Linked DNA regions of Homo sapiens: regions 2, 3, 4, 5 and 6 are each linked to region 1. The links are chromatin loops, found by intact Hi-C in ENCODE. Cell type or tissue: IMR-90. All regions are shown on one strand. Region 1 has its middle 42 kb from the start of MIR1265. Region 2 overlaps FRMD4A (FERM domain containing 4A). Region 3 overlaps FRMD4A (FERM domain containing 4A). Region 4 overlaps PRPF18 (pre-mRNA processing factor 18). Region 5 has its middle 13 kb from the start of MIR4293. Region 6 overlaps FRMD4A (FERM domain containing 4A).

What was found. Hi-C counts contacts between places; a loop is a spot of excess contacts. Peaks named below come from ENCODE experiments on the same cell type or tissue, not always from the same donor. Only the 100,000 strongest peaks of a DNase experiment are listed, where the experiment ranks them.
Region 2: a loop joins it to region 1, with 14 times the contacts of the local background. A loop is called at or near these places in 2 of 110 quality-filtered maps.
Region 3: it touches region 1 in a loop (2.3-fold over the local background); 8 of 110 quality-filtered maps call a loop at or near these places.
Region 4: a loop joins it to region 1, with 4 times the contacts of the local background. A loop is called at or near these places in 5 of 110 quality-filtered maps.
Region 5: it touches region 1 in a loop (3-fold over the local background); 19 of 110 quality-filtered maps call a loop at or near these places.
Region 6: it touches region 1 in a loop (16-fold over the local background); 81 of 110 quality-filtered maps call a loop at or near these places.

Annotation. Positions count from the first base shown.
Region 1 is chr10:14,476,574-14,481,573 of GRCh38, reverse strand. No RefSeq gene overlaps it. Among named protein-coding and RNA genes, the nearest start is that of MIR1265, 42 kb to the right of the region's middle. In IMR-90, a CTCF peak has its summit at 2,711; DNase peaks (open chromatin) are centred at 2,743, 4,063 and 4,533; H3K27ac peaks cover 559 bases.
Region 2 is chr10:14,092,024-14,097,023 of GRCh38, reverse strand. The region is part of intron 2 of FRMD4A (FERM domain containing 4A); the gene reads left to right. Among named protein-coding and RNA genes, the nearest start is that of FRMD4A-AS3, 20 kb to the right of the region's middle. RefSeq lists an enhancer at 2,393-3,083. In IMR-90, CTCF peaks have their summits at 2,645 and 3,121 (motif pointing right); a DNase peak (open chromatin) is centred at 3,133.
Region 3 is chr10:14,299,695-14,304,694 of GRCh38, reverse strand. All of the region lies in intron 2 of FRMD4A (FERM domain containing 4A), which reads left to right. Among named protein-coding and RNA genes, the nearest start is that of FRMD4A, 29 kb to the left of the region's middle. In IMR-90, a CTCF peak has its summit at 2,454; no DNase peak of the experiment used is centred here; H3K27me3 peaks cover 3,901 bases.
Region 4 is chr10:13,610,774-13,615,773 of GRCh38, reverse strand. It overlaps PRPF18 (pre-mRNA processing factor 18), which reads right to left. Exons shown (of 10, transcript NM_003675.4): 6 at 4,091-4,159; 7 at 1,893-2,033; 8 at 1,688-1,759. Among named protein-coding and RNA genes, the nearest start is that of PRPF18, 26 kb to the right of the region's middle. In IMR-90, a CTCF peak has its summit at 2,084 (motif pointing left); DNase peaks (open chromatin) are centred at 673 and 2,063; H3K27ac peaks cover 508 bases.
Region 5 is chr10:14,394,264-14,399,263 of GRCh38, reverse strand. No RefSeq gene overlaps it. Among named protein-coding and RNA genes, the nearest start is that of MIR4293, 13 kb to the right of the region's middle. In IMR-90, a CTCF peak has its summit at 2,513; a DNase peak (open chromatin) is centred at 2,013; H3K27ac peaks cover 1,545 bases.
Region 6 is chr10:14,194,221-14,199,220 of GRCh38, reverse strand. The region is part of intron 2 of FRMD4A (FERM domain containing 4A); the gene reads left to right. Among named protein-coding and RNA genes, the nearest start is that of FRMD4A-AS3, 120 kb to the right of the region's middle. In IMR-90, a CTCF peak has its summit at 2,117 (motif pointing left); a DNase peak (open chromatin) is centred at 2,100; H3K27me3 peaks cover 1,216 bases.

The DNA.
Region 1 (5,000 bases):
GCCAAGGGTTAGCCATCTTGCTAGCCTTGCGGGTGATCAACATGCTGGTACTACTGGTTCTGGAATTCCTCCAGGGAAGAGGCATAAGGCACCCCCAACACCTCCACCCCCAGAAAAAAAGCTTGTGAGGAAGGAAGGAAGGAGGTAACAGAAAAGACAGAGAGGAGTAAAAAAAAGAGAACTCATTTTTGTTGGGAAGTAATAGAGTGTCACAACAATAGAATTTTGCTCACGGGCCTCAGTACAAGGTCTTCTATCTAGTGAGCAGGGGAAGAATCTGTTCTCGCTTTGCCATTTGACTTCTGGAGAATGGCCGCAAAGTGCTTTGGTATTGCCCCAATTGCTCTGGACATTGTCAGCTCTTGAAGTGCATTTCAGGACTTTGAGAGGCTTCCAATTCTAAAGCGAAGCTACTACCCATGGGCAGACTTAATGAATGTCCTGCTTGCTACTCCCAGAATTCCTCCTTTTTCCATTAGTAATTCAGAGTCCTGAGTTATTGTCAAGAAGCCAGAGACTTCCCTGGCTTCCAGAATGACTAGGATGTTTTACAGAACTCCTCACACCAGCTGCCATGTTGGAGCAGATTATGGATATGGCGGAAGACTAGCTCAAAGGGAACTTTTCATAAAAGCTCTGTTGAAGAAAACAATCCCTTTTCTCTTTGACCCTTTCATAATTCCCCCCTGGTTTAGCACCTCCTGCTGGCACCCAAACCAGATGCTCTGATCACGGATAGGATCCCTGATAGGATAATCGGGGAGGGTGGGAGGGATCTTGTAAGTTTTGCCTCCATTTGGCCTTGAAGTTGTCTTTTTATATTCTTCTGATTCATGCTCAGCATATTATGAGACAGATAACACTGTCCTGTTAGCACTGAACACTTTCCAGATTTCATTTAACACGTTGGCAACGAAGATATCACCTGAGTCTTCCTCCTGTCCCATGCCCAGTAGTATAATCTCTCAGACAACACAGTGGCCTGCATTCTAGCAAGAGTGTTCATCATCAACAAGGGGCCCTGAATAATAGTAAGAAAATGGAAGATAATACAGGGTTAAAAAAGTGGGCTTGAGGGTCTGAGAAATCCGAGTTCCCCTATTGGGTAGCTACATGAACTTGGCTAATTACCTAGCTTCTGGGAACTTTGATTTCTTTATCTGTTAAACGGGGAGTCTCTCTCGTAAGCGTTTCCATGTAAGTCTCTTAGAACCAGGCCTTAAATATTCTAAATGCACAATAAATATTTGTGATTTGGTGGTTATTACTATGATCATTAATTCTAGAGAGTAATGGGAAGTTTTATTGTAATATTGTTTTGGGAATGATAACCAAAACAATATTTACTCCAGGTCTTTTCTGGTTGATACGGTTCCCCAAATCGAATTCAAGAGTCTCTCAGTGGTGTGTGATTGCAATTATGCAAAGAAGACTGCTGTGCCCCTTCAATCCGTCTTTCATACAATCACCTGTTAGTATTTAAAAAATGAAAATCTTATCACCTTACTCCCTGTCTTGTCCTCCAATGTCCTGAAAAAATGCCTCTTGATCTCCCTATGGGGGACCCTAAGGACATCCTGTCTTGGTCCTCCCTAGTTCCATGGTTCTCATTTGCCTTCAGGAGAGACCCCAGACTCCTTAGCTGGACTCTGGTCAGATGGGATGGGTCAGTTACAGTAGAGCTTGCAGAGGTCAGGCCTCATGATAGTGAGTTCTTATGAGATCTGATGGTTTTTTGTTTTTGTTTTTTGAGACGAAGACTTGCTCTGTCACCAGGCTAGAGTGCAGTGGTGCCATCTTGGGTCACTGCAACCTCTGCCCCTGGGTTGAAGTGATTCTCCTGCCTCAGCCTCCTGAGTAGCTGGGACTACAGGTATGCGCCATCACACCCAGCTAATTTTTTTTTTGTTTGTATTTTTAGTAGAGACAGGTTTTCATCATGTTGGCCAGGCTGGTCTTGAACTCCTTACCTCAAGTGATCTGCCCACCTCGACCTCCGAAAGTGCTGGGATTACAGGCATGAGCCGCCACACCTGGCCAAGATCTGATGGTTTTTTATAAGTGTCTGTTGTTTCTCTGCTTGCACTTCTCTCTCCTGCCTCCATGTAAAGAAGGTGCTTGCTTCTCCTTCACCTTCTGCCATGACTGTAGGATTCCTGAGGCCTCCTCAGCCAGGTGGAACTGAGAGTCAATTAAACCTCTTTCCTTTATAAATTATCCACTCTTGGATAGTATCTTTATAGCAGTGTGAAAACAGACTAATACAGCACCTATTCCAGGGTTGAAGATTTAATAGGCTCCCCACCTCTTTTTTTTTCTTTTCTTTCTTTCTTTTTTTTTTTTTTTTTGAGATGGGGCCTGTCTTTCACCCAGAGCAGAGTGGAGTGCAGTGGTGTGATCACAGCTCATTCCAGCCTCGAAATCTCCTCCTCAAGTGATCGTCCTGACTCAGCCTCCTGAGTAGCTGGGACTACAGGCACACGCTACCACACGCTTAACACATATTTTTTGGTTACTTAAGACTTTCCTTAATCTTGTTACAGCCTATATGTTGCCATTCCTATATTTCTTAAAGTTTTCTCAAAAGTGAAAGAAAACTTCTCCTTTTAGGCATTTAAATAGAGGTTTTTCTCAGAGGAACAGTGTTGTAAAAATCACAGATAAATAGAAAATGACCAGAGCAGATCGTGCTGCTGGATGACAGAAAAGTATCTCAACACTAGAGGTCCCTCTCTCCATAGCATCCAGTGGACCTGCCTGGGGATGGCTGCCAGCTTTGGTGGCTTCTGACTTGGAACAAAAAGTGAGGAGTGGAGGAAATTTGAACTAGCGGATTCTTTGTGGCTTTGCAAATTAAATCTCATACCTCAAGCCTGCCCTGCTGAGGCTCTGGCACAGACACACAAAAAGTACTATTTTCTTCTCCTGAATCCTAGTTCCAGTTTAATTTTATTCTATTTCGATCTGGTTCTTGAATTAGCCATGTGATTTTATTCAAATCTTTTTCTCTTATTCCCATCTGGGAAGCAATCTGGGTTGGGTTACTGGCTTTACTCTGCAATATCTGCAGAATATGAGCAAGTTATGGAGTCCCCCTGTCCCTCCGAGGGTCATGAGGGATATGGGAATACAAACTCGAGGGTTACTCAAGTTGCTGTGGCTCAGCTGTGACTTATCCGGGTCCGGCTTCACCCCTCCAGGGACAGGGCTCCTCCCAGCCATGAAGCACCTTTCATTATTCACACGCAACTAGCCAGTAAAAGAGACGAGAGACTCGGTGGGGTGTGCTATGTTTTCCACCAAGGGTCAATAACTGGCAAGAAAAGAAATCAGTCCAGGGACACAGGAAAAGAGTAAAGTTTGCTTTTGAAATGAGACACAGAACATTTCACTTGTGTTAGACAGTAAAGAATAGAAGGATGAAATGAGAACATAAAGTTTCAGTCTGTTGTCTTGCGGGTGATGGAGTAGGGAAGAAGGGGAGAGAAATGGGGCGGGTTCTCCCATGGCCTCCTTGTGGCTAAAGGCTTCATCGTTCGTGAACTCCTAGAAGAGGCATGGCAGAGCTCAGAACATGGCCTGTCTCTCCACCGTCCGCATCACAGGGGCCTCCATCCCCTCCCTTCCCCTGCACACACCTGCCCCTGGTTACTCTTCATCCGTGGTGCACTTAGATAGCTCGGGCCACTCTGCAGACCACAGAATGGAGATGAGGGCAGTGGCAGCCCTGGGGGGATTCACCAGACAATTTAATCAGAGCATTCCAGGGGCTAGAAGCAGAGGCATGAGCTTGGAGATTGGGGTATTCCCTTGGCCTTGGGAACGCCTCTCTCCATGAGGACTGTCATGGGGGGAGAAGGAACAGTTAAGGGCTGAGGGTAGGGCCCTGTCTGCCCAGGTTTAAGAGTGGTACGGGGTGTTCCCAAAGTCTCCATTCTCCCTTTGTTTGTCTTCCAGTTTCCTGTCTGGAGCTCCTTGGGTTAGAGCCTTCTCAAATTCAGGACGAGGATATCCCCTGACTAACCCAACCAAAGTTTCTTTTCTCATATCCAATGGCTACGTCCTTTAGGATTTTTGCCAAATCCTGTGGCTTTGCACTCGGCATAAACTGTGTGTAGCAAAGAAAATGTGAGGACCAGATGCTTGGTCAACAAATGCTGTCTTCTTTTTTTGTTTTTCTTTTTCTTTTTTTCTGAGAAGGCATCTCACTCTGTCGCCCAGGCCAAGCAGTCCTCCCATCTCAGCCTCCCAAGTAGCTGGCACATGCCCCATGCCACACCCAGCTGATTTTTAAATTTTTTGTAGAGATGGGGCCTCACTATGTTTCCCAGGCTGGTCTTGAACTCCTTAGCTCAAGTGATGCTCCCACCTTAGCCTCCAAAAGTGCTGGGATTATAAGCATGAGCCACTGCACCTGGCCCTGTCTTCTCATAGCGAGTTTGAACCTAGTTTGGAAGTGGCTTACAACTGTACAAGTTATCAGTGCAATTCAACATTCCTTACAGGTGCCTCAGCTCATTCCAAAGTGGATTACACAGAGAAAGAGATGACATCACACACATTTTAGGACCCTCACTGAGAGCTTTTGAATGGGTTTTACAGTCATGAGGCTGAATGATGACGGCCACATTTCCTCCTTGCTAGGAGTGTGGAGAGCCCAAAGGAAAAAGGGGTTTGGGGTGCTGTCCCAGACACATCTTCGTGTTGGGAATGGTGCCACAGAAATTCCCGACACCTCAGTTTCAAAGCCGTTCATCAGATCATGGACGTGTTAGTTTGCCGCCCTGGAAATCTACTTGAGGTTTTGGCAAAGTCTTTTTAGCTGGCTGTGACATAACCACAAATTGGAAGGAAAGTAATGCATTTCACATGTTACTGGCAACCCTGGACCCACCCACAGCAGTGAAATGACTCCGAAAATTCCTTAGCTGACTCCTTACTGCTTTTATTTTCTCTACAAAGAGACACAACTCAGAGGTCTTTCTCGATGTTCGAGTCAA
Region 2 (5,000 bases), 380 kb after region 1:
AGCTGGGGTTGCAGGTGCCCACCACCACCCCCGTCTAATTTTTGTATTTTTAGCGGGGATGGGGTTTCACCATGTTGGCTAGGCTGGTCTTGAACTCCTGACCTCAGGTGATCTGCCTGCCTTGGCCTCCCAAAGTGCTGGGATTACAGGCATGAGCCACCGCACCCGGCCTGCTTTTTTTGTTCTTTAGTGAATGAATAAGATGTAATGCAGCTAAACATAATGTAGGTGGGAAAGAATGCATTGTTGTAATGTTCCCATTTCACTGCTTCTGTAGCTCATGCTCAGGTGTCTCTCCTGAGTCATCAACTCCTGCAGAGCAGAGTTCAGATCTGCCCACTTATTTTCATGGCCAAGCAAAGTGAGTCCCCTGCAAAATTAGCTGCTTCAACCTTTCCCTCTTTAGGTGATTTATGTTTTGTAACTTTGGGGTGAATTATCTAATATTGAAAAACTTACTTATTTGCAGAGTTGGGTTAAGAAGTAATTATTTGCCCCAAAGTTGCCTAGATTTCTGTTAGGAACTCACATCTGAGCTCCCTACATCGAGTGGGATTTTGAGATCAGAAGTCTCTCTCCATAACTGTTGCCAGGGAAAGAAGTCAATTCAGCAGGTGGCTTAGTCAGTTCAGGCTGCTATAACAAAATATCTTGGATTGGGTAGTTTATAAGCAACAGAAATTGATCGCTCACAGTTTTGGAGGCTGGGAAGTTCAAGATCAAGGCAACAGCAGATCTGGTGTCTGGTGAGGGCCCGTTTCTCACAGATTGTCCCTTCTATGTGCCCTCACATGACAGAAGGGACAAACAGGTTCCCTCCAGCCTGTTTTATAAGGACACTAATCCCATTCGTGAAGATTCCACTTTCATGATCTAATCAGCCCCGAAAGTCTCACTTCTTAATACCCACGTGTTGGGAATTAGATTTCAACATATGAATTTTGGAGGGGAACAACCTGATCACAGCAGAAGGCTTGGTGCCTTTTTTTCCCCAAGAACAGGATGGCGAGGGTTATTTTTACAGCCTCTCACAACTGGGCACATATGATCCAAATTCAGAGCATTACTGTAGCATTCCAGTTTTCCACTTGCGCTCCTTATGTCTTCCTGTTCATCTTCTGGTTTTATTGATTCGTGGACAGTGAGTGCTCTGGCCATTTCTATTGGTGTGGACTTGCCCTGGAAAGGGACTCCCACCCTCTGGAAGAGGCCTCAGCATGATTAAACTCTGGAGAAGTGGGTCGTGTTTTGGAAAGCATGTTAGCTATGCTTATTTATATGCCACATCATATATGGGCTAAAACCAGCACATGTGGTCTTTGTTTCATTGCTTCCTATTGAACGTGGATTCGATCCAGCGTGCTGGAGAGGAATGATGATTTTGGAGAAATGGATGCAGTGAGCAACACTGGCCCACAGGCTGCAAAGTGCTAAGGTTGAGAGTGCGTTTAGAAGTGCGTATGTAAAATAATTCAAACTGCAGTATCCCGGCGAGGTGCTTCGGCTCTTTATGCATTGTTATATTAATAGCTTATGTCCCCACGGATAGTTCAAGCCTTCCAATTCAATCGACAACTGTAAATTACAATAAAAATGGCATCAAATCAGTGAGTGGCCCAGTGCCAAGTGACAGTGCCATTTTTGCAATGGGGCACATCTATTCTGAGCATGAAAGTGATGGCTAGCAGGAAGCACCCAGGCAGTCCCATGCAGAATCTTTTAAAACTTGAACTCGTTCCTGGGGAGAGAAACATTTACTCTGAAGAGCTGGTGGGGAGAAGTGTCATGAGCTGAATGGCCAGTGGTCTCCTGAGTGAAAAAAATAAATCTTAGAGTTTTATTTCGGCCTCATTTAGTTATTAAAATCATTGGTTTCTTTGTCTTGGTTTCCCCTTAACTATCACAGCGTTAAAACTCACCCTTCAGAGTCAATTCACATCAATAAGAGACTCAAAATCTTCAGTTCCTTCATGTTCATACACACACATGCACATGTGTACACACACACAGATATACATCCATGCATATGGATGTATGGATCTCTTGGTTCCCCCCCACACTCTTGGTTGACACACACCCACATACATACACATGGGCACACACAAGCATACACATTCATACACAGGCATAGATATACATACATGCACATATGTCCACACATGCACACTTGGCATGCATACACACACATGGGCCAATGGCAGTAGCCACTGCAAATCTTCAGTGCATCTTTCTGGGGGGCTGCAGAGGTATTAATTACACCTCTAACCTGAGCAATCTACTTCTCCAGCTCTTGCAAAGAACCTGGACAGAACAGAGTCACCAAAGATCACTCTTGCCAACTGCATGCCCAATAGAGAGAGGCAAGGTGGTTTCTGAAGCAGACAGGATTTTTCCAGCAGGGCCACATGGAGCCATGCAGGGCTCACTGAATCAGTACCATGCCCACCTCTCTCTTGCAGTTTTCTGTTTGGGTGTTGGAGGAACAGCATGGGTGACCCTGGGTAGAAGCTGCTCTGCGTTTGAAAGGAGACTACAGCCTTTGCATTCACAGTGAGAGGAGACTGGCCCACACCAGGGTTGGGAAGCAGGATAGCAGGATAGCGGCACATCATTACATTTCCATTCTAATTACCACTTGCTTCAGTTCTGTGATCGTCCCCCAGGGGGTCTCGTTAACACGGTTTTGATGCCTTCCATGTTGACTGGGGCTCCTGCACAGGCCTCATCATTCCACGCACCCTTTCTCTATACCAAGCCCTTAACATCTGCCCAGGATGGGCAACGCGCCATGTCGTCTGGCATTTGGGTTCAACCGAAGGGGAATCAAAGGGAACAGTCCTTGGTTCTTTTGAACCAGACTGTCAGATCAGAAGCCCAGAGCTGTCAGAAGTTGCTCACCTGAGCTGCTCCTTCCAGAAGCTTCCCCCGGGCAGGGGCTTTGTTAATGTGTTCTGCTCTGATGGGTCGAATTTCATTGTCCTTGCCACGGCCTTTTCGGCAAAAGCCTCCATCCTCCTGCTCCATTATCATTTGACAAGGCAAGTCACTGGTGAAAGCTGTTGTCTTTTAAAAAAGCATCTTCTTCCCAGCTATGGTTTCTTTCCCAGATAAATTCACTAGGTGGCAGTGAACAGTGAGGGAAAGAGGGCTGCTTTTGAAAAGAAATTCAAAGGCAAGCAGAATTAAACATTCTAGGATATCTAATTGTGGGTCGTAAACTTCCTTCTAAGAGTCATGGGCTGTGACATTTGTAACTAATAAGAGACAAACTGCAGCTTTAAGCAGGATATCTAGTCTCTATTAAATGATGAAATGCCATCTGCTCTTAGCACTCTGCTGATAATTTTATTCATAATATGGTTGAAATCAAAGACATTTGTTTATTGTCCATAAACATATTTTCTTTGCAGAAAATAGTGCATACAAGCAGGTCCCACTCATCCCGTCAAAGCCTTTATTATGTATGAGTGGGTGTGAGCATTGTGAGTGTGTGTTTTCTTTAGATGGCAAGTGAACCTCATGATTATGTCAAGGATTTAAGTGTCATTATTCTTTGATTAATTTCTCCATATAACCACCATCTCCCTTTCTCAACCAGGAAGAACCCTTTTTCTTCCTTTTAAACTCAATGTTTTCCTAGCAGGTAAAGCCTAGGATCCTATATTACTTCTGCTTTGGGAAGACTCTAAAATTTCGAATTTATTAAAAGACACTAAAATCTTAGTGCACACACTTCCAATTAGTTTATTTATGTGCTGCCTGGTTTTTAACCTAAATGCACTTTGTTCAGAGGGGAAGAAAACAATCATAAATAAACTGAAAAGTCAGTTTCCAGAAACTGCTGAGCCGTGCAGGCAGCCTGCAAATACCCACCTTGCTGGGATCAGGAAGGCAGGCACAGTCATTCCACGGCCTCTGTACCTCCCCTCTCTCATGTGATCCCCGTCCGTGCCCCCTACCCTGGCCTTGGCCTTGGATCCTTAGCAGAAGTGATGCAGGGAGCTCTAGTTCCAGCTGAATGCTCTTGGGCACAGCAGCATCACTGGGCCAATCATATTGACTTTACACTTCAGTCCTCATGACTGGACTGCTCCGCATTCCTGGCTGTTTCTCTATACCTAGGTCTCTGCTGTCCCCTAGGCCTGAGTCCCATTCTGGAGAGCAGTTGACCTCATCTAGTCCTATCTTGCTGTGGCCAGAGTCTCCAAGGCCTAAAGTCCCACCTTTATATCCCAGCCTGGTCCCGAGACCCACCTATTTGATGACAGACTCCCTCCTCGAGTGCCAGCCACATGCCTGTGAATTGCTGAGTATCACCATCTCCAGGGCCCCAATAGTGTCCTCCACTAAGTGGGTCACCACGATGTATCCCTTCGATGAGGATCACCCCTGCAAACTCCAGCTTTCTCTGATGTCTATACTCAATGAACACTGATGGAAGGTTACTATGTGCTAGACTCCGAGCTGGGCACTGAAGACACAGTGGAAGTAAGACACAGTCCCTGACATCAGAGGGATTACAGCTACCTCCAGTTTCTCATTTTGCCCTTGTGTGTTCTCCCAAGGCCAGCAACAGAGTCCATTCCCAGCCCTGCCTCACTGGGCTCCCAGTCGGCCCAGTCCTGTTGCAACCAACTGTCCTGGCTATGCCTGGCTGTGCCTGAAGACACCAGAGTGTGCAGCTCAATTTGGAGTGAAATGCTTTCAATCACTGTCCATAGGCAGGTTGATGCTGCCTTTATTCAATAGGAGAATAGAACCCGAGTGCTGAGTATTTACCCGGTCACTGTCTGTTGGGTTCTACGTGGTCAGGTGCCCCTAGTAGCCGGTTCAGTATGGGAGCAGACCTAAGAAACCTGCCTGACTCGGAGTGTGAAGCTTGGGACCACTCAAGCCCCACCTGGTTAACTTGCTGTAAGAGAGATTTGAGTCGGGGTAGAAAATGACCTTGCCTTAGCTTCAATCATGTCATCCAGAGCTGTGAGGTGGGGTTCAGGGGA
Region 3 (5,000 bases), 180 kb after region 1:
TAGCATGATTGAGGAGGAGATCTGGTGGGACATAGACAGACCCTTCCACAGAGTCAATGAACAGAGAAGTCACCATGAGCTTGGCCAGACTCAGCGTGCTCCCAGGCCACAGGAGAGAAATGGCACCTCCTCGATCCAAGCATTCTTTAACCTAGATTGGGACTAAGACTAGCATTCATGCTGACAGGTAACATGGCAGGTAACATGAACAAGCGTATGATGAAGCAAGAAATCAGGAGACGCTGCCTATAAAGCCAAGAGTGAGATGTTTCCATTTCCACCAAAACGGCTGCTCTCAACATCACTCATCATTAGGGAAATGCAAATCAAAGCCAAAATGAGATGTCACTTCACACCCATCAGGATGGCAATGATAACACGAATCCACAGAAAATAGCAGGTATTGGCAAGGATCTAAGGAAGCTGGAGCTCTTGCGCACTGTTGGTGAGAATGTAGCATGGTGCAGCTGCTGTTTGGAAAACGATATGGCAGTTCCTCAAAAATTTAAAAATAGAATTACCATACGATCCAGCAATTCCACTTCTGGGTATATATCCAGCAGAATTGAAAGCAGGATGTTGAGATATTTGTATACCCATGTTCACAGCAGCATTATTCATAGTGGCCAAAAGGCAGAAGCAACTCAAGTGTCTATCAGCGGATAAATGGATGAAAAAGGTATGCTGTATATGTAAAATGGAATATTATTCAACCTTAAAAAGAAAGACAACTCTTACATATGCTACAACATGGATGAACCTTAACAACATTATGCTTAGGGAAATAAGCCAGACACAAAAGGACAAATAGCATATGGTTCTACTTATAAGAGGAACTAGAATGTATTATTATAGAGAATAATAAACCATGATAATAATAAACCATAGAGACAGAAATCAGAATGATGATTGCCAAGGGTGAGAAGTAAGGGGGAATGAAGAGGGGGAAAAAGCTACTGCTGCCATATACCAGACTCCCCTAACTCCTCTACCTCCTTTTACTTTGAAGTCTTAGACTCCTTCATCCTGGCTACAATTGCTGCCTGTGTCAGCCCCTGTCTCCTGCTTCCCGAGTCCTGCACAGCTGAATTCACTGACTGCCCATAAATGTAATCTTCTGCCTACCCCAGGGCATGAGAAAGGCGTGATGGATTTTCCATCCGTCTTTTCTAGTAGGGCTTAGGATTGGACACACTCACCAATCCAAGGACTTGGTAGCCAAATTATAACTATTACACACCCACTTTGGGCTTCTCCCCAAACACTGCCTGTGCTGCCAGGCCCTAGCGCCCACAGCCCACTGACTAGCAGCAGTGGCATCACCAGGGAGCTTGTGGGAAATGCAGAATCTTGGGTCTCACCCCGACCCATTGAATCAGAGTCTGCATTTCAGCAAGGACCCCTGGTGATTCTGTGCACGTTAAAATTTGAGAAGCAGTTGGGTAGACTCCAGAGCTGTGGTTCTCAACCCTGGTTACCCTAGAACTGTGGGGTTAAGGGGTACGAGGAGGCTTTCTAAAAATTGCCAATACTCAAGTTCTGATTGGGTTGCCTTGAAATGGAATGTGAGCATCGGCGTTTTTCAAAAGCTCTCTAGGGAGTTCTACCATGCAGCTGAGGCCAGGATCTGCTGCTATAGGGCAAGTTTTGGCATCTTGCATTGACATTGTTTGAAGAATAGGATTCCTGCCTGAGATATCCATCTTTTCAATGTCTTGTTTCCCTACCCACTGCTCCTCCAAGATCAAAGTCATTTTTTTCTGAAGAGTCCTGCTGTCTAATGTTGCTTTTGAGAGTCCCCCTTTTCTGGACCTCTGCCTTGATATAGGGCTTAGTCCTAACCAAGTTCTGTCCCTGTGGACAATGTTCTTGGCTGGTGACCACCTGACCATCAGCAGTCAGGATGCACAAGTATACAGTTCCTGCCCATCTAATGAGATATCTTAGTATTAACTTTTGGAATTAGGATTTAAACTGTTGTGCTGTATGTTTGGACACTAGAATGACTCCAGCCTCTGACTGTATAGAAAATGGTGCCTTCAGCCTACCATTCTCTATCTTTAGTGAAATTACTATGTGCTAGGCATTATTCTAAGAAGTCCGTGTGTGTTAGCTGATTTAATCCTCATAAAAACCTGTTATCTCCATTGTGTATTGAAGGAAGCTGAAGTGAAGAGAAGTTTAGTAACTTGCTCAAAGTTGCATAGCTGGTTCGTGGCAAAGTTGGAAGCTGGAGTCTGACTCCAGAGATCACACTTTTAACCATGATGCTATTTTTGAACAAAGTTCCTTTAATACAAAGTGAGAAGACCTGAATAAATACATTATATGGAGGCGACATGTTTTACTGTGTATCTGTTTTGCTGAGTCCAGCTTGGCTCTGCTTGATATTTAAGTTTGGTTCTTAACAGTTACAACTTGTATTTTTTCCCCAAACCAACTAGATCAGCCTCTAGTGGTCAAGATTTGTCATGTCTTGGAGTTGGCTTCAGGCATTTGGATAGAGAAAGGAACCCTGGAGGGAAACTGGCATTTAAGGACAGGGTTGGAGAAAATGAGAAATCCACAAAGGGACTTCAGAAGAATGACCATCCAATGCACTATACAAAAATCAAACCCTTTCCATTACGATGGGATTTATTCCATAGCTATTTGGACCTTGAGGTGATGGTTTCAGACTTTTCTTTCCCCAGATTTGTCTGAAAAACTCCCTGGGAATGACTTTGCTTTCTCAGTCCCTTCCTATCTGGTGTCCCTGGACCGCTCAACTCTCCTGCTCACTGAATTCCTCCAACCTGCACCCAACCATCCAGGGTTATACAGCCTACTCTTCAGGCAATTTCTATTTACCTTTGAAAAAAATCACAAGCTCAATTTCCCCTTCTTGAATTGCAGTGTCAAATTTTACTGCCCATGAATCTTTTCTGGTCCTTTGTGAATTTAGCATTTCTGAAGCCTGCCATGACATTGGAAAACATGTTTTCTTATAGAAAAAGAAGAACTATATATGGAATATAGTTTTATGAATAGAGTTTGAGATTATAGAAAGAAGATAATGCAAATGAAAAAAAATCCAACAGAAATCATTAGATGCAGAATGTTTCTTGTAATGGCCAATATTTAGTCAATTGAATAAAAGAGAATGAGTTTGGGGTATATTCAGAAAACAATTATTGCTATTAAGAGAAAACAGGTGTAATGTCAAAAGTAAAATAGAGGCATCTGTCTCACACCCTGCCTTCTGTCTAGGAGACGTTTCCTCTATCAGCACCTGTGAGAGTTTAAGGGGACAGTCCCCCAGGAGACCATCCCACTTCTGACAACAATTGCAAGTTTGAGGGGTTCTCAAAACCACCTTCAGGTTCATTAGTTTGTAGAAGGAATCACAGAACTCAGTAATGTCTATTATGCCCATGGTTAGAGTTTATTCCAGGGGAACGATACAGATTAATGGCAGCCAAGAAAAGAAGCACATACAGTGAATACCTGGGAAAGTACAAAATATGAGAGTCCCATTGCCCTCTCCATGGAGTCAGGACCAATGTTACTTTCCTGGTGTTTATGAGTGACAATATGTCAACCAGAGAATCTCGCTTGATCTTTACTATCTAGAGTTTTTACAGGGGACTTGGTCACACTGAGCAGGATGTGAGACTTCTCACCTGACTGACCTTTATTCTCCATCCCTCCTGGAGGTTAGATAACTAATACAACATGGCCCAAAGCTCCCATTGTAAATCACATTGCTAGACCATTTGTTGGCCAAAACTCTCAGGCAAACAGAGATACCCTTATGAAACATGATATTCCAGGGGTCCTAGAAATCACCTCCCAGTAGCAAAGGGAAAAGGTGAGATCTCTCTTTAGGTAATGTTAATTCTTCAGTGCATAACACCTCCCCTCCGACCTAACATTCTGGCCTTAGTTTCTTACACTTTCCTTGGAGGAGAAGCCCTTCTGTCTCCTTAGATGGAGCTGTCTTCTTGTTTCACAACATCATAAACATTGCATTATTTACTTTCACCATTTTACATCAATGACCTGTTAAATATTACTTTAATGTTCATCTTCCTCATTCAGATTATACATCCCATGAAAGTAGGGACCAACCCTGCCTTGGTTGCCACTACAGACCCAGTTTTTGGCCAAGTGCTTATTTCCCTCACTTTACAGATGAGAAAACCCAGAGAGATAACATCAATTGCTAGTTCATGACAGAACTGATGCTAAATTGCCTTAAGAAACAAATAAGTAAGAGTGGGGCTTGGAATTTTTTAAAAATTGCAGACTGTCTAAACCACTTATGTGACCTTGGGCAAGTGAATACAGGATGAGAATTTTATTCTAAGCTTGGTGCAGGGCATGGCAAAGTCAGTGCTCAGATCAGCCCATCATACCTCCAAGCCTTCTCTCTCCTGGGTAATTCAGAGTTGACTGTTACAGAATAAAGCAGTTTAACGTCAGAGGTCAGAGACCTGGAGAAGACCTGGGGACTCGAGAGATATGGCAAGGAACTTGAATTTATTATTTTGCTAAGGAAATACATTCCACTTGGAAAGAGGGAAAACAGAGCTATTGGGCTTTTATACCTTCGTGTAGGGCTCCTACACGAAGGTATAAAAGTTCTAGTTCTAGAGGAACTAGACTGAGTTCCTCTCTGGATTCTGGGGAGAAATTTGTTCCTTGGGAAATCATTCTTCAGCCTTCACTTTGCACTTTCTCTTTCTCATGTCTTCTTCCCAGCTCTGCTTCCTCATGTTATAACAAGCAGACAGCCCACCCATTCTGCAAGGACTCTGTGCTCTAGCCCCTCCCCACTCCCAGACGCCTGCTCCTTCGGTCTCAGCTTAGCCAAACTACACATACTGTATTCTTCTAATCTTCCCTGACAGATCAATCCTTCTAGGCTCTTAATTATTCATGTGGCTCTCCTCTGAATTCCCTTCAGGCTACTGGCTCCTTTCTGGTAGTTGATGTGTCTTGTCTGAGGCGGCTCATTG
Region 4 (5,000 bases), 870 kb after region 1:
AACAGCCACAAAAAATGAAGACAGAAACCAATGAAGACAAAAGGCTTTTTTTCCTAACCAAGCCTGGCTAGCTGTGAGGAAGAACAAGAAAAACATAAAGCAAATAAATTCTAAAGGACCTCAAGGGTTAAGAGAAGCTTATAAAGCCAGGCCTCAAGGAGATTTTAATTTAAAAAAATCAGACACCTATGAGATTGATAGGGAGAGTCAATTTTTTTAAAATCAGATACTACAGATAGGGTAGCTGGAAGATCATTTTCTACCCTAAAGATAAATGTGAACTTGCTCTGCTCACCGGTTTTATAAAGCTTAATTTAAAAAGGGCCTATGTACATTTTTATCACTAATTTTCATGTGTATAAACTTTAACATTGGATCTTAACTGATAAAAACTGCAATATTTAGTTTCCCCCAAATTTCAAAGAAACTGTCTAAACAGGTTATTAAAGCTTCTTGGTTCTTTCTGTAGTTTATACAAAATAAGCTTGCACTTGCACTTAGTTCTGATATGTGATCACGAGAAAAAGCAGTAAGAGGAAAGGCATCCATTCTAGCAGGGAGTGATGTGCATTCTTCCTGCAGTGATGGTGACCTTATCCATCCATGCCAATGCAACCATCCTTAGTAAGAATCATGCAACTGACAGAAACTAAGAAGCACATTTATAACTGTAAGACAAAAAATATTTTCTTTGAGAAAACTGGCTGGCTCTTAAAAGGAGTAAAATCACTGCAGGAACCTCTTTAGCCTAAGGCTCTAATCACGTAAATCATCCAGTCACTCAGGAATGCCAGCAGTCCCTTGTTACGTCAGTATACAGATACAGCACTGGATAAGCAATGTCATTCCGAGTTCCCTACCGCTCTGGCACTGGCACTGGGGTTGCTGCACTGAAATGCTCTACTCCTAGTGCCTTGGGAGGCACGGCCACAAGAAGCCTCCCTCAAACTCTGTTCTTTCTTCATTGCCACTACTGGTGCATTGGGCCCTTCCCTTCTTGTTCCCCTGTACCAACTGACAGTCCTCCTCTCATCCCTTTCTAAACTCTATCTCAGGGAGCCCTGGACACCAGCACCCTTTCCCTCACCGCTGCCTCCCAGAGCCCATTCAGGAGTATAGACACTGGGGCAAGGGAGGAGAGACTTCCACTGCAGGGGTCTGCAACGCTGAAATGGGAGAGATGAGTCCTGGAAGCCTTGCTTGAACCATTTCCCCATAGAAACAATTACAAAGAGTGGTTAAATTCCACTGTACCATCAGTGCAACAGTTCAGCTATATTACAGATTAAAGGGGCTTTTATGACCATCCTGGGAAACTCATCTATACAACGTTGTTTCTATGGGAAAATTTGTTCCAAGACATAATCAGCCATTTACAAAACTTTGAAATTCATAAAATGAACACTGCCTATATAAAGTTCATGCTCTGAAGAACCTTTAGGCCTATTTTAAAAATGACCAAGAGCATACAGATGAGGTCTGTATTTTCTTAGTCAGGTTTGTTATTCACTGCCTAACAGTAAAGCTGGCAAATACAATAGAAAATAAAACGCTTTTTACTACTAACTCATCTCACATTTATTCTTAAATCTACTATGTAAAATCCTCCTATCCCAAATGAACATTATATTACGTACATAACCTAGATATACTCTTAACAATTTCAAAGAACAGCATGGGAATGTACCTTCACGTATTCTCTCTGCAACATGAATTTAATAATATCCGTTATTGATTCTTTAATATCAGCAGGAAGATTCTGAAAAAAATAAATAAGAAATTTTGGAAGCTACTATGTATAGATGTATAGGGAAAAAACAGACTGCATTTATTCTAAATTTATACTGTATTTTTAAAGTCAGTTAAAAAAAGTATTTTCCAAGAAACCTCACCCTTTTCCGTAGCTTTCTAAAAAGTGGTCTTAGGTAGGACTCGGTCTGTTTCTGGGTCGCACTGTTCAGTTTACCCTGCACACTGCGTTTCACATAATCTTCTCTGGCATTCAATTCTTTAGCCCAAACGCCAAGAAGAAACTGTTGAAAGGATGGGTAAACTTAGACTACAATGCCACCCAGTGGTTCAGTACATCTAAATGCTCTCTAGCACACAAAAACAGAATACAATCATCCTTAAAGTAAATGTCTTGATTAAAATGCCACCAAATAATATAGAATAAGCTAGTTCTGCTTATTGGTCATGATAATGCTTTGAAGTAGTACCTTTGGCAAGTCACCAACTTCCCTAGTCTACATCTATTCCTAGCTCAGGATAATTTGCTTCCCTCAGAAAACAACTATCAAGTTTCATAGTTAACTATTTGAGAGGAAATAAACTTGTATTTGTATTTGTATTATATACATAAAATTCAACAAGTTACGAGTTACAAGAAAACTGGACTTTCTACATATGCTGTAGAGACCATGATTAAGTTTAAAAACCATGAAAGCACCTGACTAAAGGAGAGGAAGGAGAAAGAGAAACAGAAATAAAGAAGCCAAGACCCAGCATTCCCACTCCACCCCCACCCCTAGATAACTACCTCAGTGCCCCTTGGGTTTAACTGTATAAAGGGCACCCTTCCTGGAAGTAGGAAACAGAGAAGGCTGAGGAGGATGTTGTCCTCTAGGGGCATCATCTATGCATATCCTAAAAAAGAAGAGGCCATCACTCAAAGAGGAAATTCTAGTTCATACTAATTCTTATGCCCTATCTACTTCCATGCTGTATCCTCAATATATTCAGAATCTTGATGAATAATATGTTGTATCTAAACTGTACACACAAGAAAAAGCATTCCTTGCATGTAAATCTCTTGGTCTGAACACAGTTTGTGAATAAACAATAAAATATCTGGGATTTGTTCATACTCTATCTAGACCACTAAAGAGAGAAATGTTGAGAAGACGGTTGGAATCAGCAAGTCAGCAAAAATAGGCAGCTATTTGTAGAACTGAAGAATTGAGCACTCTCTGTAAGGTTACAAAAAAAACTAAAAAATTAGCTGGGCATGGTGGTACATGCCCTACCACTCGGGAGGTTGATGAGCCCAGGATTTCAAGGTTACAGCGAGCTAGGATGACACCACTGCACTCCAGCCTAGGCAACAGAGAAAGACACTTTTGCTTAAAAAAAAAAAAAAAAAAAAAAAAAAGCTAGAACCCTCTTCTTCCTTGGGTTGTCTAGAAATTCAGCGGGACACTGTGGCTCATGCCTATAATCCCAGGATTTTGGGAGGCCGAGGCAGGTGGATCACTTGTGGTCAGGAGTTCAAGACCAGCCTGGCCAACAGGGTGAAAACCTGTCTCTTTACTAAAAAAATAAATAAATAAATAAATAAAAAATACAAAAACTAGTCGGGTGTGGTGGCATGCTACTTGAGAGGCTGAGGCAGGATAATCGCTTGAATCCAGGAAGCAGTGGTTGCAGCAAGCCGAGATGGTGCCACTGCATTCCAGCCTGGGCGACAGAGCAAGACTCTGCCTCAAGAAAAAAATAAGCAACTCTACCAACTTCTTATTAATTCTGCTGTTGTGATTCTTTTCTATGTGTTTACATTAATGAGCCAGCTTTAAAAAATATGCCACAAGAAAAGCAGACCAGTCGCAGTGGCTCATGCCTGTAATCCCAGCACTTTGGGAGGCTGAGGTGGGTGGATCACCTGAGGTCAGGAGTTCAAGATCAGCGTGGCCAACATGGTGAAACCCGATCTCTACTAAAAATACAAAAATTAGCCAAGCATGGTGGTGGGTGCCTGTAATCCCAGCTACTCAGGAGGCTGAGGCAGGAGAATCACTTGAACCCGGGAGGTGGAGGTTGCAGTGAGCTGAGATTACACCACTGCACCCCAGCTTGAGAGACAAGAGCAAGACTCTGTTTCCAAAAAAAAAAAAAAGCCACAAGAAAAGTAAATATGCATTTTCTCTTACTAACTGCTACATCAAGTGCATAGTGATATCATAAACATCATGTATGTGTGAGAAATGTGTATTGAGGCTTTCCCGTTCCAGCCTTTAACCCTTGGTAATCCAAAAATATAAGAATAGTTCATAAGGATCCAAGGCATCCTCATCCCCTCGCCTAAGACACGCACCTTCAGGAATTTGGTGATGATGTCCATGTCTTTATGATCATCGCCTTTCCCTAAGGACTCTCCAAGCGCCTGAAGAAAAAGAAACAATGCTTCTGTTCATTAATACAGAGCAACAACTAAACATATATATTACCAACACCAGTCTAAACATGGCTCTTGGTCACATATGCTGTTCAATTTTTACTTAAAAATCGGATGGAATTTCTAGATAAGAAACCAAAAACAAAAAACACGGATTTGCCACTTAAATTTGGAGAGCATGTTACCTTTTATGAAAAGTCAAGAGGGGGTAATGAATGTGAGATTTCTTTTTGGGGGAACCAAAATGTTCTAAAATTAGATTGTGATAATGGTTGCACCACCATGTGAATATACTAAAAACCACTGATTTGTATATGTTAAATCAGTCAACTGTATGGTATGTCAATATCTCAATAAAGCTGTTTTTTAAAAATAAACAAATAAATACACCAATAGGAAAAAAAAAAAAAAAAAAGCCCACAACTGGTTGCCCATACCAATTATTTTAGTAAAATTTAGGGACCATAGACAGGTATTGGAGGAGGCAGGGGATTAAAATGACGTCTTCCTCAACTATGATCTTATTCAGAGGGACAGCTACACATACAAGAGCCAGGAATTAAAGGAAACAGAAAAATAAGTTTATGTTTCCTTAAGCATTAAGAACTTTAAGCCATATTTATTTTACATGCTACTTACATGATACAAAATTGCTTTTTAATTAAGATTATACACTAACACTCCAAAAGCAGCACTATAGCAAAAATCAGACAGCAAGATATTGCCAAGCGTTGGCAGGGCTGGAAAGACAGGGGACCCTCACACTGCTGGGTGTAGACTAGGACAGCCATTCCAGAGAGTAACTTGGCAGTACTTAGACAAGTTAAAT
Region 5 (5,000 bases), 82 kb after region 1:
CCTGAAAGTTTCTATGCATTTCTCCCATACAAAACACTTTGTGACTTCCCATTTTCTACACGGTGAAATCTACATTTCTAGCCTCTATTATCTGACTTCTGTTTGATTTCTCACGTTATTCTCCTGCAAGTTGCCTTTTACAACCAGAATGACCCAAACCATTTCTTTCCCCCTCAAAACCACTGTAATCATATTCTTATATACTGGAATTATCTACTTCTTCTTGTCCACTCTACTTAGTCCATATATTCTCAAGCTACAAGTTATGTCCTATATCCTCTTTGAATTCTTCTCCCACCATTTTAGCCTCTCACCAACTTTTTGTTTTCTAGTGACTTTCTTTGGTTTTTATTAACCATACTGTTCATGGAGCATATTTTATTTTTCAATATTTTTACTATTAATTTTGTGGGTACACAGTGTATATATTTCTGGGATACCTGAGATATTTGGATACAGTCATGCAATGCATAATAATCATATCAGGGTGAATGGAGATCCATAGCCTCAGGCATTTATCCTTTGTATTATAAACAATCCAATTATACTCTTTTAGCTATTTAAAAATGAAAAATTGGCCGGACGTGGTGGCTGGTGCCTCTAATCCCAGCACTTTGGGAGGCTGAGGCGGGTGGATCATGAGGTCAGGAGGTCAAGACCATCCCGGCCAACATGGTGAAACCCTGTCTCTACTAAAAATACAAAAAAAATTAGCTGGGCATGGTGGCGGGGACTTGTAGTCCCAGCTACTCGGGAGGCTGAGGTATGAGAATTGCTTGAACCAGGAGGCACAGGTTGCAGTGAGCTGAGATTGCACCACTGCACTCCAGCGTGACAACAGAGTGAGACTCTGTCTCAAAAAAAAAAAAAGTACAATTAAATTCATATTGACTATAGTTACCCTATTGTTCTATCAAATACTAGATATTACTCATTATTTCTAACTATTTATTTGTACCTATTAACCATGCTCCACCTACTATCCCACCACCTCACTAACCTTCCCAGCCTCTGGTAACCATCATTCTCTCTATCTCCATGAGTTCAACTGTTTTAATTTGAAGTTTCCACAAATAAGTACGAACACCCGAAGTATGTCTTTCTGAGACCACGAGGCATATTTTATGTAATACTATGCATTAGTTTTTATTTTTTTGTATTTCTTTTCCTTTTTGCCAGATCTAAAAATTCTTGGAAAAGCCAACGTGATATGGTAGAAAATCCTGAAAAGAGAGTAAGAGAACCTAGGTTGTAAACCTAGTGATACAAGTGATTAACTCTGTGATTTTGAGTAAATCTCAGGGCACCTCAAGTCTCTGTTTATAGACGTAAGACCTGCGCTGGTCTCTTGGGCATGCTAGGTGCTCAATACATCATTGATGCTTTCTTCAGAACCCCCCTTTCCTAATTATGAAATTCTAGACATGCAGAGGCTAGGGGCCACTTTGAATTCCCATGTTCTTAAGGAATGCAATTGCCCTCAAAGATGGTTTGTTTTAAAATTTTAAAAATTAAATATACTCCCTTTGTTTCACCACTGATTTTCTCTTCTTTATAGTACCTGCTTCCGAGTACTAATAAACAGAGCAACCTTGACTTAATGCCTTAGATAGAGAAAAGAAGGTTCAATTGCACACCTTGAGAAAAATGAACCAGAAGGTTTGCTAGAATCCCTGCAGGAGAGGACATTATTTGGTTTGGGAAGGAAATGGACTTCAATTCTCTGGTCTCTTCATTGTTTGACTTTGCAGCTTTTTTTTTTTTTTTTTTTTTCCCCAAACTCCATGGGTCAAGGAAAAAGGAAGGTGAAACCCATGGACAACTGCGACATCAGACACAGCTGGCTGGGCCGCTCCGCCAGCCCCCACTCAGCAGGCGGGATGCAATGTTCAGGGCAAGGGAGGCAGCCAGCCCCTGGCGTGACATTTTCAGCTGTGCAGCTGTGGGCCCTGGCACGTTGCTGCTGGAGCTTGATGGTTGCCTTCCAGCCCCTGAATAGCTTTTGATTAGGATGGGATGCCTAGCAGATGAGTCAGATTTAAACCACGCTGCATGTGGTTAGTAGCAGCCATTTTTTTAATCACTGTCATATTGACGGGGATTACAACTCCCCATGAGATGTCTTAATTTATTTGGCCCCTAACCTTTAAGATGACAATCGCATTTTGTGAGCTTCTGATGCTTTTCTTTTTACAGTCACAATTTCCCCCAGACCCAGGCCTTTAACTCCTTTCCAGAATTAGATGGACCATGGATACCATCAGTTCTGGGCCTGACTGTACTGTAATTAGAGTCCCAGAAATGTTTGGAGCTGACTTTTACACCCTATTCTTCTTATGATACCAGAAGTTGGTGTGCTCTGGATCAGAGAGGGAATTTCAGAGCAGAAACAACTAATAAAACTGTGACCTGGAGTGGTGGGGGAAATGGATACCAGGCATTCAACAGAAAGGCCGTAGAATATGGGGCCTCCTAAAGTGTGATTCCCCTCATGGCCACTAGGTCAATGAGTCCTGAAATTTTGCCAACAGAAAATAATTCTTCTGGCTTAAACGTGTTATTTTATTGGCAAGCAGGTGTTCCTGGAAGGGGTCGCCAATTGGTCTCTTTTCAGACATAAATGCCTAAATGTGCATGAGTTTGTCAGATCACTTCCTGAGGTTAGATTTTGTTGGAGAGCTCAAAAAGTGAAAGAAAGGGCTGCGTACATTCCTGTAATTCCAGCGCTTTGGGAGGCCGAGGAGGGCGGATCACCTGAGGTCAGGAGTTTGAGACCAGCCTGGCCAACACAGTGAAACTCCAACACTACTAAAAATACAAAAATTAGCCAGGCATGATGGCAGGCACCTGTAAATGCAGCTACTTGGGAGGCTGAGAGAGGGAGAATTGCTTGAACCCAGGAAGCGGAGATTGCAGTGAGCCGAGATCATGCCATTGCACTCCAGCCTGCGTGACAGAGCAAGCAAGGCTCAGTCTCAAAAAAAAAAAAAAAAAAAAAAAAAAAAAAGTGAAAGAATAAGGCACTGAACAATTGGTGGGATGAATCAGGAGAGGGGCTGTGGGGCTGTCAGAGATGGGGAGAGTAAAGAAAGGGGGGCTCACTGTACCCATTTTCCTAGGCATGGCACTGTTAAGGAACAGAATGATGGAAAATCTAGACATCGTAGATGATATTAGGTTGGTGCAAAAGTAATTGCAGTTTTTGCCACTAGAAGTAATGGCACCAACCTAATAGTGATAGGAACAAAGTCATGTTTAGAATTCTGCTCTCATAGAGAGACAGGGAACAACCCAGCCTGTACCTTATAGCACAGCAGTGCATTGAGTAAGGTCCAGGGGCATGTTAAACGCATAGCCTAATACATTCGCCCTCTCCCTACTCCTCCCATTCCAACAAAGCATTTCATAGTCCACGGTCCCTTGTCTCAGCTCTCATAACACCATATGAAAATACAAGAGCTTTCCACAAAGTCATGCTAAGAGGGTTAAGTCATTAAAAAGACAATATTGTACCTATATTAAAAATAAGAGCCATAAATAGTCCTATAGCCCTTGGAGTATAAATATTACTGTGTTTCCTTTATTTTCCCAAATTAAGATTGGTTGACCCCTGTGAAAATAAAAAATGATAAACTTAGAATCATATTATAGTAGTCTTAGTAAAAACTAGAAAAAATAAGGTTATAATGGCTTTGATAGGGTCAAATCTTGAAATAAAATAAACTTTGTTTGTAAAATGAGTTCAAGAACTCAAAGTGGTTGGGTGCAGTAGCTCACGCTCTAATCCTAACACTTCGGGAGGCAAAGGTGGGTGGATCACTTGAGGTCAGGAGTTTGAGGCCAGCCTGGCCAACATGGTGAAACTTCATTTCTACTAAAAATACAAAACTGATCCGGGAGTGGTGCCACGTGCCTGTAATCCCAGCTACTCAGGAGGCTGAGGCACGAGAATGGCTTGAACCTGGGAGGCAGAGGTTGCAATGAGCTGAGATCTCAACACTGCCCTTCAGCCTGGACAACAGAGTGAGACTTCATCTCAGAAAAAACAAAAACAGAAACTCAAAGTGCAGGACTAAGCACTTCCTAATCTCAAAAAATTGAGAAAAGTTAAATTAAGCAGTGCTCATATTTGGTGGTCAATAGAATACAATTGTACAACAACCTTCAGCCAAAGGAAGACACCTTTGGGTGTGGGGAAAAGGGGCAGGGGAGAAGGAGATAGATAGATAGATAGATAGATAGATAGATAGATAGATAGAGAGATAGATAGATAGATAGATTGATTATGGGAGTTCCTTCACATAATGATGGAGGCCACAAAGTCCCATGATATGCCGTCTTCAAACTGAAGACCCGGAGGAGCTGATGGGGTGATTCAGTCCGAGTCTGAAGACTTGAGAACCAGGGCAGCCAATGGTGCAACTGTCAGTCTGAGTCCAAAGACCTAAGAAACTGGAGGCCACTCATGTTGTATTTCAGAGTCCAAAGGCCAAAGAACCAGGAGCTCTAATGTCTGTGGGCAGGAGAAGATGCATGTCTCATTCAGCTTGAGAGATGGCTGGGCACAGTGGCTCACACTTATAATCCCAGCACTTTGGGAATCCGAGGCAGGAGGATCACTTGAGGCCGGTGGTTCCAGACCAGCCTGCCTGGGCAACAAAGCAAGACCTCATCTCTTAAAAAAAAAAAAAAAAGCAAATTTGTCCTTCCTCCATTTTTAAAATTCTCTTCTGGCCTCAATAGATTGGATGACGCTTGTCACATTGGTGAGGTGATCTTTACTCAGCCTGCCAATTCAAATGCTAACCTCTTCTGAAAACATACATGCAGAAATAATAATAATAATTTTACCAGCTATCTGGGCATCCCTTGGCCCAGTCAAGTTGACACAAAAAATTAACCATCACAACCAGAAAGCTCACATAGTCTAAAATGAGGTCTGTCAAACTTTGTTCTTAAGCTTACATGAGCATGCTATACTTCCAGAACCCAACACTTTG
Region 6 (5,000 bases), 280 kb after region 1:
AAGCATTAAAATGATAGCCAGAAAGCAAATGAGATTAAAACTTTTAAAAATGGAAACAACATAAAAATTTTAAAACCAACCAGTAACACTATAAAACCAGTAAAATTAAATTACTTTGCTTTTTGGATAAGAAAGGAAGAAATGGACTGGATAAGAAAGGATAATTAATTTTAAGAGAAAACACGGAAAGGTAAGATAGAAACAAGGAGCTTAAATGTAACCATAAATAATAATAATTATCATGTACTAAGCATTTAAAGATGAATGACAAGCCCTCTACTGAGTACTTTGAATGTAGTGTCTCATTTAAACCTCACAATAGCTCTGTAAGGCAGATGCTATTGTTATCTTCATATTTTATAGATGAGAAAACTGAGACTTAGAGCGGTCTCGCAGCTCATAAAATGCGGAGTTGGAATTTAACTCGGCCAGTTCTCTCTAGATGGAGAGCTGGAGTTTTGTAGGAAAGCTATAAGATAACGCACCGTGGATGGAGGAAGAGACAAATTCAAGGTAATCAGTACATGTGATGTCAATGAGATCCCAAAGTAATACTGAAATACTGATTTGTTCAACAAAACATATCTGTGATAAGAGGACAATGAGGGCAAAGTCAGAAAAGAGAGCAAGGAGGAAATGAGAGGAAACAAACTGCAAAACTCAAGGATCCAGGGAATCAGTCAAGTCTCCTGTGAAATTGGCTTGCTCCTCAAAGCCCTCACTTTCCCTGGGATGCAGCCTCCTGGCCCCCTGGACACTTCCTCTGCCTTTGCTTCCTCCTCCATGAAATTGCCTAGGCCCCTTCAGTAAACCTTGTTTCTATTCCGCCTGGCCAAGAACCATGTGCCGCTGCCTAGTAGCAATTGCATGGCAGTTGCCTCAACATCCCAGGTCTCTCCAGCCCGATGTCCCAATGAGGTCATGTGGGCGGGAACATCCCCATCACTCTCGCTCCAAGACTCTGTGCTGACACAAGGAACGCAGTCCTTGAGGAGATCTGTTCCTTAGTTATATCTGACAATCCCAAGTAAATGATCTATGAGCCCGAGCAGCTACTCCCCACTGGTATTGATTCCTTTGATTCGTGCCACCATCTCAGCTAATACGCTCTGGGAGAGTAGTTTGAAGGTCTGGGCAGGCCAGGAAACTGCAGGCATGTTTCCTACTAGGATGTGCTTTGCTGGATGGAGGATGAGCACTGGAAAGCACCACATTGGCCAGGTCTGTCCTGCGGACTCCCAGCTCACCAAAGAGCCAGAGCGGAAACTCCAGGCAAGCAGTTAGTGCTGGTATGACACATGGTCAGTGATGGTCAGTGATGAATAAGTAGAATATTCTGTCTCGTGGAAATTACTGTGGGATTTGTTTTTCAAGGGTTGCATAGATGATGTGCTCACTTTCTAGGATTTAATAATTATGGACAAACGTCTAGGCATTAGTGCGAAGTTGGCAATTTGAGTGCCAAAGTTTACATGTATGCTTGCATGTAGAACATGCAAGACAATTGAATGAAATAATAATTTAATAGTACAGTGGATTTGTCATAACTAGAGTGATCCTGGCCAGGCACGGTGGCTCACGCCTGTAATCCCAGCACTTTGGGAGGCAGAGGTGGGCGGATCACTTGGAGTCAGGAGTTCAAGTCCAGCCTGGTCAATGTGATGAAACCCCATCTCTGCTAAAAATACAAAAATTAGCTGGGCCTGATGGCGGACGCCTGTAATCCCAGCTACTCGGGAGGCTGAGGCAGGAGAATTGCTTGAACACGGGAGGAGGCTGCAGTGAGCTGAGATTGCACCACGAGCTAGACTCCATCTCAAAAAGTAAAATATAAAAAATAAAAAAACTAGAGTGATCGTATATCCTGCTTGTCCTGAACAATTTTGTTTTATGTGTTATACGCCAATATTATTATTCATATTGTCTCCTTTTGCCCTTAAAAGTTATCACGTGGTTCCCCTCGTCATAACACAATAAATGGGGTCCCGATTTGCCTGTATAAAATTGTATAAAATGTGGGGTTCCCTTATTGTGAGGTTAATGAATTGAACAACTGAGGTACCAGACCAGGGAGTTTCTGGGTTGAGCTGCTTGTCCCAGCCTTATTGTCGCGCCCCCTGGTGGCAGCTTTCTGAGCTGGCTTAAATATCCATCGGGATGTTTCTGGGTCTTCAGGCTGGCAGGGGTTTTGAGAACAGTGATAGCAATTCTAGGATTCACCCAATTCGTTGGTTTCCAATTCATGGAGACTGGCCTCAGACTATTGACATTGCATGGACCCTAGACAGGGTTGCCTGCCTTCCCCTGCCTGGCCTTGACCTCCCTTCTCTGTCATTCCTCCCCAGGGTAAGAAGTTTAGCCCAAACCATTTAGAGAACTACGACTGGACATAAAGATGGGAATGAATTGTCTAGCGCTTTATATTTGGATTCAAGCAATCACAGTTAACACTGGTAATCCCAATAATAGTTAACATTTATTGAATGATTTCTATGGGCTAGCAATTTACATTAAGAATGGCATTTCTAATCCAACACCAAACAATGTAAAGTACACTTTAGACTCTGTTGTAATAGATTTTTAGACAACCACATAGATGTCAGTGTTTATCCATATCTAGGAATTATGTAGAAAGTATTGTTTTGGTTTGGGCATTATTTTTGCTTAGAAATTATAAAAATATAAAAAGTATTTGTTTTTCTTGTGTAAAATCAAAGCCTTCAGGTTTTCATTTAAATTGAACATTAGCCTTTGATTTGAATAACTTATGCCCTTCAGGTGCCCTAAAGCTGTTGGATAACAGGAACATTTTAATGTTTTACAGCCTGTCTGGAACTCTTGCAGCTTGGGCTACTAGGTCCATGGGTGAAGGTCAGCCTGGCAGAGACTCTGGGATCAGTCCTTGGAGGGTGGGTCAAGTTTGAGTAGCTCAAGGTTGAGTTGAGCAGAATAGCTGGTCTTACCCAGCCTCAGCTCTCAGCCTTCTAGTAATGGGATTCCTGCCATATTTCCATGACTGCTGGTGCAAGGATGTGTGTGTGTGTGTGTGTGTGTGTATGTGTGTGCATGTGAGTATATATGTTTATGTGCACACCTGTGTGTTTATGGTCAAGCTGGAAGGGTTTTAGCATGGGAATCAGAATTTGTTTTTGCAGTCTCTGTCCATTTTAATTGACTTGCCTTATCTGGAAAAGCCTTTGTTCATGTCCTGCCTCCACTGATCTTTCTCAAAATCTCATGCAGAGACATAATAGCTGCTCTGTAAACATACTGAACAAAACTTTTCAGAGTGTCGTGAAGTCGTAAGGAACTACCAGGCTTAGATTCGTAGTTTGTATGTGTTCAATGTAAGTGAAGAACTGTGACAGGACATACAACAGGCACCTTCTCTATAACCTTTCCTGAGCTGTTTGCACGCAGGATGCCACAGTACACTGGATCCAAGGAGTTGCTACTATTAATTTTATCCTGGGCTCTGCCCTCAGAAAAGGAGCTGGTTTCATTTTGGTCTCTGAAGTCATGAATATTACCACCTTCCTGCTGGGAATCATGTAAGAAACTGATTAGCCCCAGCTTGATTCCCCCTGCAACGGGGGACGCCTGGAGAGCTCACTGCACGAAGAGTCAGACTTGATGTTCAAAACTGAGCAAGTTTATTTGTTATCCGAGGAGAGAATGGAATAAGTATGGGAACCTTAGGGAAATAATTTGTACAGGTAGTTTTCAGTCTCTAACTGCAGCCCGAGTTCCCTCTGCTATTTTCTGATGGCAACTGATTTTTTTTTTTTTTAATGAAAGAAAACACAGGGGAGACAATTTACTTTTGTCAGAAAGATATACTATCTCAGGCAGATGTGATTCCCTCCTAGGTATGGTTTTATTCTTTTTAAATTCCACCGAATTCCTAAAACAGATTCTGGAGCTTCGGTTTCTGGTTCTTGCCCCATTTCTAACTTACTGGATTATAACAGGTAATATCCTTAAACATGCTGAGCCTGTTTCCACTCAAGCAAAAATAAGAATTAGGACATCTAGCCTACATAAAAGGGAATGCCAAGGGAATCTGGTGGATTATTTTTGATGTTTGGGAGAAAGAAATAGCATCTACTACTACTACCAATTCTTATTGTTCTGTGTGAGCCTACCCTGAGAATAAGAATTGCTATTTCACTTTTAAGGAATGAAAGAAAAATGTAAGGAAACAGAGATGATGATTTAATACTTTGACCAATCTGAAATGAAATAGGGGCACTTCTCTTAAGACCTGGATATAGTTCATGATTTCAAGCTAACAGTATCTGAAAAATCAGCTAAGCTATTTTTCAAAGGGCATTTGGAAGAGAATAATATAATGTTATTAACAGATTAATAATGATTTTACATAAATGAATGTGATATAATATGATAATAATATAGATTAATAATACTATAAATAGAATAATATTTCTTAGAACCAAAAGAAGATTTTACGTGCTTTAAGGAGATAAAAGAGAGAGAACCATAAAATAAGAGATTCCAGAAAGTTTATCCTCTTGACATCTCAGAAATGAACATTTCCTGAAGCAGGAAGTAGGAATGCTCCTTGGTTTTTTGTTGTTGTTGTTGTTGTTGAGACAGAGTCTCGCTGTGTCGCCCAGGCGAGAGTGCAGTGGTGCGATCTCGGCTCACTGCAAGCTCCGCCTCCCGGGTTCCCGCCATTCTCCTGCCTCAGCCTCCCGAGTAGCTGGGACTATAGGTGCCTGCCACCACGCCCGGCTAATTTTTTGTATTTTTTAGTAGAGACGGGGTTTCACCGTGTTAGCCAGGATGGTCTCGATCTCCTGACTTCGTGATCCGCCCGCCTCGGCCTCTCAAAGTGCTGGGATTACAGGCCTGAACCACTGCACCCGGCCTCCTCCGTGTTTTTTAATACCCTTTCCCCACAATGCCAGCATAGTGCTGTGAGAAGTAGTAGGGCTGACGAGTGAATGAAGGAACGCAGAGATGGATGAGTCAAGGAA